Linked DNA regions of Homo sapiens: all the other regions are linked to region 1. The links are chromatin contacts, found by Hi-C or POLR2A ChIA-PET in ENCODE. All regions are on one chromosome and are shown on one strand. Each heading gives the region's core, a stretch centred on a gene start or an enhancer-like site at or near the end of the contact. The rest is flanking DNA. Distances are from core to core; before and after follow the strand shown.

What was found. Hi-C counts contacts between places; a loop is a spot of excess contacts on that map. ChIA-PET counts read pairs that join two places held with the same protein, here RNA polymerase II (POLR2A). Pooled maps may share reads with other maps.
Region 2: a pooled map shows a loop between it and region 1 (6-fold over the local background). The contact joins the promoter of ZNF335 here to the promoter of NCOA3 in region 1. A Hi-C loop is called at or near these places in 4 of 50 pooled maps. POLR2A ChIA-PET finds 5 or more read pairs at or near these places in 2 of 52 experiments (GM12878 and RWPE1).
Region 3: a pooled map shows a loop between it and region 1 (15-fold over the local background). The contact joins the promoter of ARFGEF2 here to the promoter of NCOA3 in region 1. A Hi-C loop is called at or near these places in 9 of 50 pooled maps.
Region 4: a loop to region 1 is called in a pooled map, with 2.2 times the contacts of the local background. The contact joins the enhancer-like site here to the promoter of NCOA3 in region 1. A Hi-C loop is called at or near these places in 1 of 37 single-sample maps with no recorded cell type and 1 of 50 pooled maps. POLR2A ChIA-PET finds 5 or more read pairs at or near these places in 2 of 52 experiments (CD4-positive, alpha-beta T cell and activated naive CD4-positive, alpha-beta T cell).
Region 5: a pooled map shows a loop between it and region 1 (6-fold over the local background). The contact joins the enhancer-like site here to the promoter of NCOA3 in region 1. A Hi-C loop is called at or near these places in 2 of 50 pooled maps.

Annotation. Positions count from the first base shown.
Region 1 is chr20:47,500,519-47,503,249 of GRCh38, reverse strand. It overlaps NCOA3 (nuclear receptor coactivator 3), which reads right to left and starts at 1,363. Exons shown (of 23, transcript NM_181659.3): 1 at 1,231-1,363. RefSeq lists a silencer at 1,004-1,123 and a cis regulatory region at 2,375-2,447.
Region 2 is chr20:45,970,858-45,973,588 of GRCh38, reverse strand. It overlaps ZNF335 (zinc finger protein 335), which reads left to right and starts at 1,386. Exons shown (of 28, transcript NM_022095.4): 1 at 1,386-1,467; 2 at 2,129-2,379. The coding sequence starts at 2,179. RefSeq lists an enhancer at 765-984 and a silencer at 1,755-1,874.
Region 3 is chr20:48,920,347-48,923,077 of GRCh38, reverse strand. It overlaps ARFGEF2 (ARF guanine nucleotide exchange factor 2), which reads right to left and starts at 1,367. Exons shown (of 39, transcript NM_006420.3): 1 at 1,068-1,367. The coding sequence starts at 1,188. RefSeq lists an enhancer at 657-736 and silencers at 1,107-1,156, 1,197-1,296, 1,527-1,606.
Region 4 is chr20:48,722,105-48,724,835 of GRCh38, reverse strand. All of the region lies in intron 5 of PREX1 (phosphatidylinositol-3,4,5-trisphosphate dependent Rac exchange factor 1), which reads left to right. Among named protein-coding and RNA genes, the nearest start is that of PREX1, 100 kb to the left of the region's middle. RefSeq lists a cis regulatory region at 1,306 and enhancers at 1,221-1,391, 2,074-2,153, 1,271-2,171, 2,194-2,263, 2,354-2,403. Within about 2 kb of position 1,328, at least 26 of the 41 ENCODE cell types and tissues checked have a DNase peak (open chromatin) inside an H3K27ac peak, as active enhancers do.
Region 5 is chr20:48,620,186-48,622,916 of GRCh38, reverse strand. No RefSeq gene overlaps it. Among named protein-coding and RNA genes, the nearest start is that of PREX1, 210 kb to the left of the region's middle. RefSeq lists an enhancer at 1,874-1,933 and a silencer at 2,234-2,363. Within about 2 kb of position 1,381, at least 9 of the 41 ENCODE cell types and tissues checked have a DNase peak (open chromatin) inside an H3K27ac peak, as active enhancers do.

The DNA.
Region 1 (2,731 bases), core at 114-2,613:
TCAACAACCTGCTGCAACAAATACTGAAGCTTTTTTGCAGCCAGGGATCAGTTAGGTGGATCCGAGGCCAGGCATTTAAATCAAAGAGATGCAGCAATCTTACTCAATACTACTACCACTCTCACGCATCTCATTCAACTCCATTTAAAACCACTGCAGCAAGACAGCTGGTACTCTCCTTCCTGTTTCTTTACCGTACAGGCTTAATAACAAAAACAGGTTGGTTTTGAAGCCCTGCTCAAATATTGCAAAAAGGAAGTCTTCGCATTCGGGAGGGGGAAAAAAGTTTCGACTTCGAGAGAATCTCATAGCTTCCGTGTCATTCCATTTGGGAATCCCAGATCCTGCCAGTGAGGTAGATGCTCGCTCTCTCGGTTAACTTTTCCACCCTAGATGCCCTCAAACTGCCTAGGAAGCAACTAAGTCTCCCAACGACCCATGGCTAGTTTTGTTAAGGCAGGTACAAGACAAGCAGTTTATTTAAACCATGACGAACTGGGTCGATGTTCATAAAATGAGAGATGGGGAGAGCAAAAAAAAAAAAAAAGTAGTAATAAAGACAGCCAAACTCCTAATTTTATCAACCAACTTCCCACTTGCCATTTCCCAGCCTTCACACCAGAGGTAGTAAAACGCCTTTTTACCGAGAAAACTAAGAAGCTACCCGAGCCCAACATGAAAATTCCGCGGACAATTCGTGTTAAAATATTTTTTAAATGCCCAAGTGAGGAGGAAACACAGCAACCAAATCTCACCCGGCTGGGAGGCTGGGGTGGGGGGGGTCCCCGCGGCTTTTCCCTCCCGTGCGTCCCAGAAGCTGCTAAGGAGCCGGGGCAGCAGGAGGACGACGCGGGGAGCTTTCAAAAGGGCTGGGGGAGGCAAGAGGAAGAAAAAACTTTAGGGACAGAAGGGGAAAGTGGGCCCCTGCAGTCCCCCCGCAAACTCCTCGGGTGACCCCTCCGCGCGGGGACCCCCTCGGATCCCCAAGCGGACTGCCACCCAGCTTCGTCTCAGCTCCTACCGCCGCGGGCCGCCCCCCGGGCTGAGGGGAAGCGGCGCGGCCCCGACACCCCGAAACTACCTCAGCGCGTCCCCCGGCCGGCGCGCCCCTCAGTGCCTTGGCAGATCTGAAGCCGCTGGCTCTCGCAGCCTGGGGAACTCGCCCCTCTTCCCTCCGCCTCGCACTCCACCCCCTCGCCCGCCACCGCCTCCTCCTTTATCTCCACTCACCTCCCGCCGCCATTTTCCTCGCAGCTCAGCTTTAAATCGGAAACTCGCCGCTCAGCCCGCAGCCGCCGCCGGCCGCCACCGACTAAGCCGCAGCCGCTGCCGTCGCTGTGGAGCGGCTGAGACAGCAGCAGCTAAAGTCGCCGCACGGGGGCCACTGGGATATGTAGTCCCGAGGCCACGCCCAGCACTACCGGTCCCAGGGGGCCTTGCGCGGCCGGCCTAGGGTTCCAGCGACCCCCACCCTGGCTTCCGCGGCGGAGGGCGTGGCGACGTGGGCTCGTGCGGCCGCTTTCGCCCAGCATCGACTGGGAGCTCCCTCGGGATCCGGAGAACCGGAATGCAGTCCTAGCCCTGCCCTTAATTTTTTTCATATTTGCCTTCGTCCAGTAATACCTAACATTTGTGGAGCGTTTCTGGTATGCCAAGCACGGATCCTCAAAACAAGCATCCGGTAGGGACCATGATCATCCTCATTTTTCAGATGAGCGAACTGAGGCACAAGGTCGGAAGCCACGAGGCTGTTCCTTAGCTGCTAAAGTCACTGGGTGAAATGTTGTTGGGCAGCAGTATATTCAGGGTATATTTAGTCCCGAAGTATCATCCCACAGCGTATTTATGACTTACAATAAAGAACAGCTTGCTTTACAATGGAAAGATCTGGCAGGCACCCCCTTACCAAGTGATCGAACTTAGCACCACCAATAATGGGTCAGGACTGTTGTTATGTGTCTCCTAATATGATGCAGTGGGGAAAGCATATTGCTACCTCTGTCGTATTCTTGCCACATACACACAAAAAGCTTACTTGAAAAAATAAACGAATTCAGAATGTGGGACATTCTACACAACATCTAGCCTGGAGTCTTTTAAAATATGACAGCATGAAAGAGGTGAAAACCAAAAGCAATAGGTGAGACTTGATTGGATTCAGGATGATTTTTTTATGTAAAAAGAATTTGGGGGGCAATTTCAATGTGGACTGTATGTTAGATAATATTGAGTCAGTATTAGATGTGTTGAGTGTAAATAAAATAGAATAATCTGACCACTTACCACCTCCACGGTCAGCACCATCATTTCCCACCTGGACCACTGCAACAGCCTCCTCAGTGTTCTGCCTGCTTCCACTCTTTCCTCTTAGAGTCTATACTCAACACAGCAGCCAGAGGAATCCTGGTAAGAACCAAGTCAGTCTCTGTCCCTCCTGCAAAATTCTTGCAGTAACCTGCAAAGCCCCATACAGCCCGTCTCTTGCCCTGCCCTTCCCTCTCTAAACTCATCACCTTCTTCTCTTCCACTCACTTCTGTAACTCAGCTACAATGGACTCGGCCTCTCCAACGTGCTTAGCACACTCTGGCCTTAAAGATCGTGCACTTGCTATTTCCTCTGCCTAGAACAGTATTTTCCCAGAAAATTCAAATAACCCATTCCCTAATCTCCCCATGGTCATTGTCCAAATGTCACTTATTCAGTGAGGCTTTCCCTAACTGCTCTATTTTA
Region 2 (2,731 bases), core at 137-2,636, 1.5 Mb after region 1:
CACGCCCAGCTGCTTTTGTATTTTTCGTACAGATGGGGTTTCTCCATGTTGATCAGGCTGGTCTCAAACTCCCAACCTCAGGTGATCCGCCCGACTCAGCTTCCCAAAGTGCTGAGATTACAGGCGTGAGCCACCGCGCCCAGCCTGCTTAGGAGTTTTTTTGAGATTTTTTTCCCCCAAAATTTGTATCTTTCAATTAAGGAAAATAGCCTATGGAACTACAGAGACTTAGGGACAAAAACCAGAGCGCCTTACTCCCTCTTGTGCTCTTCCACTGCAAACTGCTAAAAGTCTTAAAACAGAAGGTGACATTTCCGGAGGAAGGACATACCTTAAGGGCAGCTGACTTTTAATTAAAATTTTTTTTCTTTCTCCACTTTTAAAGGATAGGTAGTTGACTTGTATTTATTTATTTTTTGAAAGAGGGTCTCGCTCTGTCGCCCAGGCTGAAGTGCAGTGGTGTGATCACGGTTCGCTGCAGCCTCAACCTCCCAGACTCAAGCGATCCTCCCACCTCAGCCTCCCGAGCAACTGGGATTATAGGCACGCGCCACCATGCCTGGCTAATTTTTCTTTTTTTTCTTTTTTTTGTAGAGATGGGGTCTCGCTCTTTTGCCCAGGCTGGTTTGGAACTCCTGGGATCAAGCGATTCTCCTGCCTTGGCGTCCCAAAGTGTTGGAATTACAGGCGTGACTCACAGCGCCCGGCCTCAGCTCTATTAATGTTAACAAATATGTATACAAACCTAAGGGACAAGCATTAACTTCTTTCCATTTCCCCGACTCCTGCCATCCGTACTTAGCTCCTGAGTCCCTTTATTGGATGTGATTTTGGACCAGCCCTTCCCATACCCAGACCTCAGTTTCCCTATCTGTACAATAATTATACATTCCCTTCCCAACAAAACACATCAAACCTAACGGGCAGAGCTCGATTGGGTTGCAGCAGCGCGCTAAGTAATAAGTAATGAGTCAGGTAAAATGACTGACAACATGAATTCCTCTTTGGCCAAGCCAAAGTCGCCCGCGGCCACACGCTCTTCCGGGCTGTTGTAGGAGGGGCGCGGCCAAGCCACCGGGAGCCACGCCCCCCACTGGGAGCCACGCCCCAAGAGAGCGGGGCGCGCATTCGCCGCGCCCAACCCTGCGGCCTAGGGAAGGGACCAGAATGACGTCACAACCACTTCCTACGTAACACTCCGCCGAGATAAAGTAGTCCCCAAACCATAGTGGGCTCAGTGCCAAACACCGGGCGACGTATAAAGTCCCAGAGTCTGTTGAGACCCGATTATGGTTTTGAGGCCTCGGAGCGACCTTCCGGAACACTGAAAATGTGTCTTTCCCGGGGCCAGCGGGGGAAGTAGTTCCGGCCTACAATAGGCCGATGGGTTCCTCCGCAGCGGAGGAAAGAGGATGGCGACCTCGTCGATGCCGGAGTCAGAGAGGAACGTGGCTACGAAAGCCTCGGGTGAGCTTCGGGTAGAGTTAGGCGGCCCCACCGTACCCTGCCGTGGAGTGAGGTCACACTGCGGGGATACCCGGAGGCGAGGTCCCAGGCCGGCGGGGCTGTCCGAACAGGGCCCCGGGGTCCCAGGCCCTTTAGTCGCTCTCGCACTTGCCTGAGCGGAAACCCGGCGCCACCACAAGATGGCGTCGGGCCTGGAGCACAGGCAGCGCCGGGGACAGCCCCAAATCGCCAGGCCCCGAGACCGTCGCTGTCAGCCGCCTCCGCAGGGGAACCGGGGGGGAGCGAACCACTGACCCAGGGGGCCAGCGGGCTGTACCACCGGCCCTGCAACCCGGGGGGACGCGGGGGCCGAAGGGCTGAACCACTGGGCCCGGATGGGGCTCACAGAGCGGAACGCTCCACGAGAATCGTGGGGGCGAGGGAAAGGGTCAAGATTACCAGCCATTGACCACCCTCCCGGGAAGGGCCTTAGCCTGGGAAGCACAGCTTCTCCGTCAAGTTTTTCCCGAGCTCCCCTCGCAATACACCAGGAAGCTCCGCCCCGTCGGAGACTCAATCTTCGCATCTGCAAAATGGGCGCAGGGGTGCAAATGGGTGGCCGTGGTTGCCGGGGCTGGGGAGATGGCCCACTTGTTCCAGCCACGGTCACCTCTCTTCTCAGAGTGAAGTTCCCAGACCCTACGCCCCGCTGTCAGGCAGCCCGCCGATCAGATGGAGGAGAACGAGGTGGAGAGCAGCAGCGACGCGGCCCCTGGGCCTGGCCGGCCCGAGGAGCCCTCTGAGAGCGGCCTGGGTGTGGGCACCTCAGAAGCCGTGTCCGCCGACAGCAGCGACGCCGCGGCCGCCCCGGGGCAGGCAGAGGCCGATGACTCTGGCGTGGGGCAAAGCTCGGACCGCGGCAGCCGTTCTCAGGTATGGACCCGGCTGGACGGCGTGGGTGGAGGCAAGGACCGCGAGCAGCAGTGCCTGACAGCCAAGAGGAAACAAGGCTTGTTTGTAGCTAATACTTGGTGTTTCTGGTTTACTGTGAGCCAGGCACCAAGCCAAACCCCTAAAATGGATTTTCTCATTTGAGCTTCATACCTTCTAAGACACATACCATTTTTTCCCACATCTTATAGAAAAGGATGCCGAGGTACAGAGTGCAGACAGAGCCAGGATTCAAATCTAGGCTGTGGTCTTAGCTACTATACTACCCACAGTCCTCACACTTTGAGAGGCAGATGTCTAGGCCAGGAGTGGTAGCTCATCGCCTGTAATCCCA
Region 3 (2,731 bases), core at 118-2,617, 1.4 Mb before region 1:
AAGATTACTTTCCTGACCACCTGATTACTTTTCCTCTTGGAAAAGATTACTTTCCTGACCATGGAAAGCAGTCCTCAAGCCCTCTTTATCACATCTTGCTGTTTTATTTTCAAAATAGTATTTATCAGTATTCCAAAATACCTCACCTATTTTCTTAATTAATTATTTTGTCTCCTCTATTCGAGTATAAGCTCCATAGGGGTAAGGACCATGTCCGTCTTGTTCCCCACTGAATTCTCAGTACCTGGTATGCAGTGGGCACTTGATAAATATTTGTTAAATGATTAAAACTGAAAGATAGGATAGTGATTTTGCTATCAATTATCAAGCCTTTAACTATTAGTTAGAATTCTCCCTCTTTCCATAATCTGAGGGTCCATTCAATCAGCAAATATTTATCGAGCACCTACTGTGCGCCAGGCACTGTTGCAAGCGCAAGGGATACAGCAATGAATAAGTCAGACAAGTATCTTCGCGCTGAAGACCTTGTATTTTAGTGGACTGCTAGGAATAAGCAGATGTCTTGCTCACTACAATGCCTGGGAGATCCAGAACACCTTCTACAATCCTTCCTTGAGGGAAAGAGCTATGGGAGATCCCCAAACCAAAGGAAAACATTCTCCAACGGGCACTTCCAAAACAAGAATCAGGGGTTTCCCTAAACCAGTTGGACGGCTCTTCCTACATGCTCTGTTCACCTAGGGGAACCCCAATCAGCAGAGCTCAGGTAACGAAAAAACTTGGGGCAAGGGCTACTGTTTCTAGGACTTGGAGGTGGTGAGGGGAGGAACCAGGAAACAGGGCGACAAGGAATCGTGGCAAAAGCCCTGAGCTGGAACCCTGAGGAACAAGCTCTGGTTGTCACCAACTTGCTAGGTGACCTTGGGCCAGTCCCGAGCTGCCCGGGCAACACTTCCTCCGGGGGTATAATGAGGAGGAGGCCGGAAGGGTGGAATTCGGGATCGGGGGGAAGCGGAGGCCAGGAGGCCGGGCCAAGGCCGAGTAGGATAGGGCAACGGCCGACGTGCTGAGGCCAGCGCGGGGCAGGGCGGGAGCGGCTCACCCACCGAGCGCCACCTGGCAGGCCCTGCGCAGCTGGGAGTGCTGGGGCCGCTTCACCTCCTTGTCGGCTAGGATCTTCTCCAGGGCCCGGGACACGAACATGCTCTTGGTCTGGCTCTCCTGCATGGCCCCGGCCCGGCGGGGGCTGACGGCCCCGCGGGCGGGCGGCGTGAGCGAGATGGCGAGCTAGGCTGCGGGCCCGGCGTCCCGGCCGGCACCGGCCGCGTCCGTCCGCGCCGCCCCGTCAGGAAGCGACACCTCGGCCCCACGGCGCCGCCATGTTGGAGCGCGTCACGTGACCACGTGACTGGCGAGGCCGCTACGGCCGCCTAGCGTCCGTCGGCCCCGTGACCCCCAGCGGGGCGGAGCCTAAGGCTGGGGGCGGAGCGGAGTCAGGTGGGCGAGAGACAGAAGGCGAGGGTGGAGGGTGGAAGAAGAGAAGGTGGGGAGGGGAGTGGGCATGGGCGAAGGGTATAGGGGACGCGGGGGCTAAAGAAAGGCGAAAGCGGGGAGAGGTGGTGATGGAGATGAGAGGAGAGAAGCGCAAGGTAACGGGAGGTGAAGGGGAGCACGAGAATGGAGATGACGTGGGTAAGAGAGGAGATGAGGAAAGGAAGGGGAACGAGAGGATTGGCAAAAAAGAACGGTGACAAGGAGAGATGATAAAGGGGCAGGAGGAGAAGGCGAGTAGGAAAGAAAAGAGGTGAGGGAGCGAGGACTGGAAGCTGGTGAATGAATGAGAAGTGATCGGGAGTAAGGGGCGTCAGGAGGAAGGAGGAAGGGCGATGAGAAGGCGGCGGCGGAGGGGAAGGGGGGAGGCCCGGCGCGGCGGCTCACGCCTCTAATCCCAGCGCTTCCGGAGGCCAAGGCGGGAGCATCGCTTGAGCCCAGGAGTTCGAGACCAGCCTGGGCAACATAGGGAGACCCTTTCTCTACAAAATAAAAAGTAAAACAGCCGGGCCTGGTGGCGCTGCTTGTGGTCCCAGCTACTGGGGAGGCTGAGGTGGGAGGATCGCTTGAGCCTCGGAGGTTGAGGCCGCAGTGAGCTGTGATGGCACCACTGCACTCCAGCCTGGGCCACAGAAGGAGACCCTGTCTCAAAAAACAAACAAACAAAAAGGAGGTGAGTTAGTTATGGAGGAGATGAGGTGGTGTGGGAAGAGGTGAGAGGGAGGCACAGAGGTAAAAGAAAAAGGAGAAAGACAGGAGGGAGAGGGGAAGTGAAAAGGAAAGAGAGGTAGAAATGAGAGGAGGGGAAAGAGTAGGAGAAAGGGTGAAGGGAGAGGAGGTAGGAAGGGGAGCTGTCAGGAAGAACAGAAAAGAAAGAAAAAGATGAGAGTAACAAGTTAGGAAAACAGGAAAGAGATGGAAAAAGGAATGGTGTAGGAAGGAGGTGAAGGGGAAGGAGGTGAGGAAGAGTGGAAAGAACATGCTGGGAGAATAGGAAATGGAAGGGGTGGAGGGAGAGGGGAGGTGAAAGGAAGACAGAGAGGGAGAGAGAGAAGGTGTGTTTATGTCTATTCTCCACAAGCAGGGTTTCACCACAGCCACTGGCAAGATACACACATCCATATGACCCTCCTGTCACAGCAGCAGTGACCTTGCAGTTCAGTGAACTTCTGTTTATTGAGTGTCGCAGCTGTGCATAGTATACCAGGAAGCACTGACC
Region 4 (2,731 bases), core at 79-2,578, 1.2 Mb before region 1:
AGCCTGTGGACCAAATCGGGCCTGCAGATGTGCTTTGTGTGATCTGTGTGATGTGTCTTTCGAACTTGGATTAGCTACCAGCATTAAGAGACAGTGTACTGTAGTGGTTAGAGACAGGGTGGGCAAAACTGTGGCCTCTGGGCCAAATATAGCCCATGGCCTGTTTTTATACAGCCTATGAGCTAAGAATGATGTTTACTCTTTTTTTTAAAAGCTTTGTTAAACGAACAAGCAAAACCCCAGAAGAATATGTAGCAGAGAGTGGATGTAGCCAGCAGAGCCTAAAATATTTACCATCTGGCCCTTTACAGCAAAAATGTGCTGACCCCTGGATGAGAGTCAGCCGTTGCAGCCATAAGCAGTCTGGATTTGAATTTCTCTGTCATTTACGAGTGTGTAACCTTGGGCAAGTCACTATCCGTCCCTGTGCCTCAGTTTCTCATTGAAACATAGGGTTCATGTTAATGGTACTTACGGGGTTGTTATGACAAGTAAGCATGGACTTAGTTCTAACGGCAACTCAGCAAGGTAGGCACTGTGATTAGCCCCCTCTTGGAGATGGGGCAGCTGAGGCACAGAGAAAGGAAGTGGCCTTTCCAAGGCCACGTAGTAGATAAGCAGTAGAATCATGATTAGAACCCGGGCATTCTGATTCCAGAGGACCACCCCTAACCATATGGCTCTACTGCCTGCTGAGAAGGATTTTGGGGAGTTAAACTGCCAAAGTGCTGGAGTGTCAGCGATGCTGCCCTTCTCAGTTCCCTAAATGGCGTCTAAGGTCGGTGGCTCTGTGTTTTGAGGCCAGTGTCCTTCTTCTCTGCGTTTCAAAACCTTGAACATCTGACCCATAAGAAGAACCAGCAGCCATGGCCCAGAGCTGAACTGAGGTTTGGTTTCTGGATCTTGCGAAAGTCTGGGTTCCAGCAGGCACTTGGAGCTGCAGCTTCCGTGACATATTTTAACACATGGTGTCGCTGGACCTGTGTGTACGGTGGACTCTAGGCTCGATGTGAGGCCCAGGCATTTCTGAGGCCTGTTCCCATCTCCCCAGGGGCCAGAGTTTGGTCTGGTGGGATTCCTGGGCTCTGGATTCCCAGGAGAACAGAGAGAGCAGGGGCAGAACCGCCCGGCGACCCGTGGAGGAAATGGCCCGCAGGAAAAGCGATGGGGTGGCTGCGGTTTGCTCTCCTGGCCAGACGGCTGTTTACTCTGCCCACTTGCGCTCCGTCGGGGCACGCCTTGTTTCCTTGGTCTCTAGCTGTGTTTATCAAGTAGGAGATTGTGGGGTGGGGGGTGCTGTTTGGGAGAGAACAAGCAGGGCCTTAGACTCCCGTTGGGGCCATGCCTTGCTCCCCGCCTGACAGAACTCCTCAGTGTGTCCGGCCTTTGGCCCCAGAGCGGGAACATTTGCATCAGCAAACACCCGGGGCTCAGGGGAATTCTGTCCCCCCCACCTCCGGAGTTCCTTCTTTCTGTCACATTTTCCAGTGGATTTTCAAAGATGATCCCATGAACTTGAAGCAGCTGAGCTCAACCCCCCAGCCCACCCCCTCTGGCTTCTCCAGATTCAGATGCCCTTGCAGGGGTCCCCGTGGCCCTCTGAGCCCTCTTGTTTGAGCTGAACTCCCACTTGGGGTGGGCACACAATGTTGAGGAGCCTGGGTAGGAAGAGGGAAGAGGCGAGAATGAAAGCCTTTTTGGGAACAGCCCCCAAAAGCTGAACTTGAACGTTGCCTAAGAATAGCTGGAACATTCTATCTCGACTCCTCAGCCGAGGCCCAGGATAGGCAGTTGGCATTTCAGGCTTTGTTGACTTTTCCATTCACGTTGCCAGGGGAATGATTCAGGTTTGGGGTAATGCCCCTGGTGCACAGCTGGCTGGTGCCGGTGGGGGGCCTGACTGTCACTGATCTTCTTAGTTATTTCCTGGTGATGCACACATCTGTGTCGCTGCTCACTGTCCACAGCTGAGAACAAGACAGACCCGGGCCCTGCCCCTTGGAGCTTCCAGACTTGGGCTGGGCCCTGCAGGAGCTTGGAGTGTGTGGCAGGGGACATCCTGGGGCTGACTGCAGGGGACATACCCTGTCTCAGGGGGCAGTTGCCACCTTTGCCCCCAGCTCTCTGGCCGCTTGATCTTGGTCTCCTTTGCTGCTTCCTCATCTCCGGGGCCTCTGAGGAGAGATGGGCCCTGGGCTTAGTCCTCTGGCCGTTTGTTTACCCATCTAGACTTGCTCCTGTGGTGGCCTTATCTACTCTGTGGCCTTTTTTAAAAAAGCATACTCAAGGGTTGTGCAACCATTACCACAATAATTTTAGAACATTTCTGTCACCCCCAAAAGAAACCCCAGACCTATAAACACTTACTGTCCATCCTCCCCTCCTCCAGCCCCTGCCGACCACTTGTCTACTTTCTGCCTCTGTCAGTTCACCTATTCTGGATATTTCCTCCAAGTGGAATCACACAGTGCTGGTCTTTCGTGCCTGGCTGGCTTCACTTAGGCTCATGTCCTCAAGGTTCAGCCACATTGGAGCGTGTCGGTGCCTCCTTCCTTTTTGTGGCTGAATCATCTTCCGTTGTGTGGCTGGACCACGTTGTGTTTATGCACTCATTAGCTGATGGACATTTGGGTCGTTTCCACTTTCTGGCTATTGTGAGTCATGTTGCTCTGAAGGTCCATGTACAGGATTTGTGTGGACATTCCCATGGCCTTAAACTCCGTTTCCACCT
Region 5 (2,731 bases), core at 132-2,631, 1.1 Mb before region 1:
GTTTCAAAGGACTCAATACTCTAACAGGCAAGAGGGAATCCTGGTGGGGTTTCAGGCACAGTCATGGATTGATTATTTAGAATTATCTGAGGCCAGTGTTTGGATCCAGGGAAAATCACTTCGAGGGAAGACCTGTTACCTCAATCTATATTTGAGGTCAACAGGGAGGATTGGACGTCTTCCTTCAGGCAGACACGTTTCTAGAAAGCATCGATTTCAGCCTCTCCTCCACCCTGGGGGCCCGCAGAAGGAACATACATTCTCCTGGGGCCGTAGGCAGGAGCAGCTTGGGTTTCCAGCCGGCTCTCTGTGGCCTTGAGCAAGTTGCATACTTTACAGGCTCAGAGCTGTGCTTGCAGAGTTGGGAGGGAGAGCCGGGCCCACCTCCCTCTCCGAGATGTGTTTCTCCAAGTATAAAACTAAGCACGAAGGGCCTCTCAGAGCAAGCGGACATTTTTGCAGGAGACAAGAGGTCTCAAACTGATGGCTCCAGGCTGAAACTTGGAACTAAATGTGGGTTTTTTTTTTTACTTCCTTCCTGATATGGTGTTTTAAAAAAATGAATTATATTTATGAACCAGCAAATTTCATCTCTGAATTCTGATTTTTAGTTTGTCTCGAAAATCAGAAGCTCTGAGCTGGGTGTGGTGGTGCGCACCTGTGGTCCCAGCTACTTGGAGGCAAAGGTGGGAGGATTGCTTGAGACCAGGAGTTCAAGGCTGTCGTGCGCTTTGATCACACCTGTGAATAGCCAACTGCACTCCAGCCTGGGCAACGTAGTGTGGTCCTGCCTCTTAAAAAAAAGATTAAAGAAAAAATCAGAAGCTCTGGTCACACTGGTCCACATTCCCACCTGGCTACATGTCAGCTGGAGCTGAGGAGCGGCTGTCTTCTTGAGGAGGGTGCCAGCTCTCCAGCTCCCCGGAGCCACGTGGTCCGAGCACTCATCCGGCCTGCTCACGCTGACGGCCAGATCCTTAGCTCTGGACTTGCCATGGCGATGTCAGCTCGGGGAGGACCTGGTGACCCGGAGTCACTGTGCCGTCCAATGGAGAATCAAGGGGCAGGCGCAGCCCCGCATTGACGTCTCTCGGAGCCTCTCCTTCTCTGCTCCTCCAGGATGAGGGCAGGGCCCAGGTGGTTGAATTCCTCTGAGCCTCAGTTTTTTCATCTGTCAAAAGGTGCTGACCCAGAGATGGCCCCTTGGCGTGGACTGCAACAGAGGCCACCCAGGAAGTGGAAGGTACGATGGGGTGTGTTGACCGCTTTATGATTTTATCTAAATAACTGTTGGTGTACTTCCTGTCCACCTTCCCCCCAGCAGTAAGAGCAGGAACCACACCCCTTCCATACTGTAGCCCAGGGCCAGACAGTGGTGAATCACGGCTAAATATTAATAGAAGAAAGCAGGGTTAGCACAGTGATCAGAGCGGGGGGCGCAAGCCACACCCATCTGTGGCCAAGCGGGCCCCTCTAACCTCTGTGTCTGCCACGTGGGTTCATTCATGGGGGGCTGGACTAGGACCTTTGAAGTCAGACACCCTCGCCTGCTCCTGAATCTGTCAACACCTGATACTTGCTGAGTGGCCATATCTGAGATTCTCTGTCTTTCTGGGACCCTCAGCTTCCTTCTTTGAGAAATGGAGACTTTACGCCCACCTGGCTGCCTTGCGGGGGTACCAGGAGTCTCCTCCAGGGCCCCAAAGTGGAACTTCCCGGGATAAGTGTAGTGCCCTGTCTGTCCAGCAGGTGGTGCTGGGGACCGCGTAGTGCCCAGAGGCTGCTGTTCCCCGGGCTCCAGCACTCAGACCGAAGGCTGGCTCCTGGGTGCAGGTATTTGGGACAGAGCCAGCCTGGAGGCGGGGCCTGGAATCGTCTGGACAATGGGCACTGGCGCTATCCCTCTCCTGGGCTGGGCTTGCCGTGAATATTTTCTCTTTTTTTCTCTCTTTTTAAAAACTTTTTAAAATTTGTCTCTTTCTTACTTTCGTCCCCCTCATTTTCTTTCTCTCTCTCTAAGCTTTTCTATATTTGTCTTTGTCCCATAACATATGTCTGTGAGCTTGACTCGATTTTTCAATTCTTTCCTTTCGGGGATCTTTCCCTTCTCTCTTTTCTCTTTTTTCCCTTCCTCTCTTCTGATTGGAGGAGAAGGATATGAAAGGCCCTTATGCACTGTAAAGCGGGGTGCTTACGAAGCTTGTGACCAGAAACCCACAGTCACTGGTGCACCTTTGTGGAAGTGACGGCCACTAGATGGCGCTGTGGGCCAGGGCGCCCCGCCTAGCCTTGCGGGCCTCCTGCCCAGAGCTCCTGGGAGGCTCCCACTGCAAGCCTGGAGCTCGGGGTTTGCAGGCAGGGGAGGCCGAAAGCCAAGCCTGAAGCTGCCTCCCTCCGGGCACTGGTAGCGTTCCCTGGAGGGCTGGAGTGGGGCAGGGGTGGTTAGGAGAGGGATGCTAAGGAAATGCCTCCGCTGCCAGCGCCTTCACCAGCTGCACCTCCCATTATTGCAGCCAAAGTTTGCTCACAAGGACAGTGGCTGGATTTGAGCCCAGGCCGTGTGGCTCCAGACCCTGAGCCCGGGGCTCTGTCTGGGGTGTGGCCCAGGGGCAGGTCCTTGGGTGCGTGAGGGTGGCTTGGCTCAGCTCCTCTCCCTGGGTCACTGCAGCGGCCCTGTGCTGTTCTGTTTTCCCATCCCGAAGTCCTGAGGGTCTCAGCAGAGGGGCCCAGG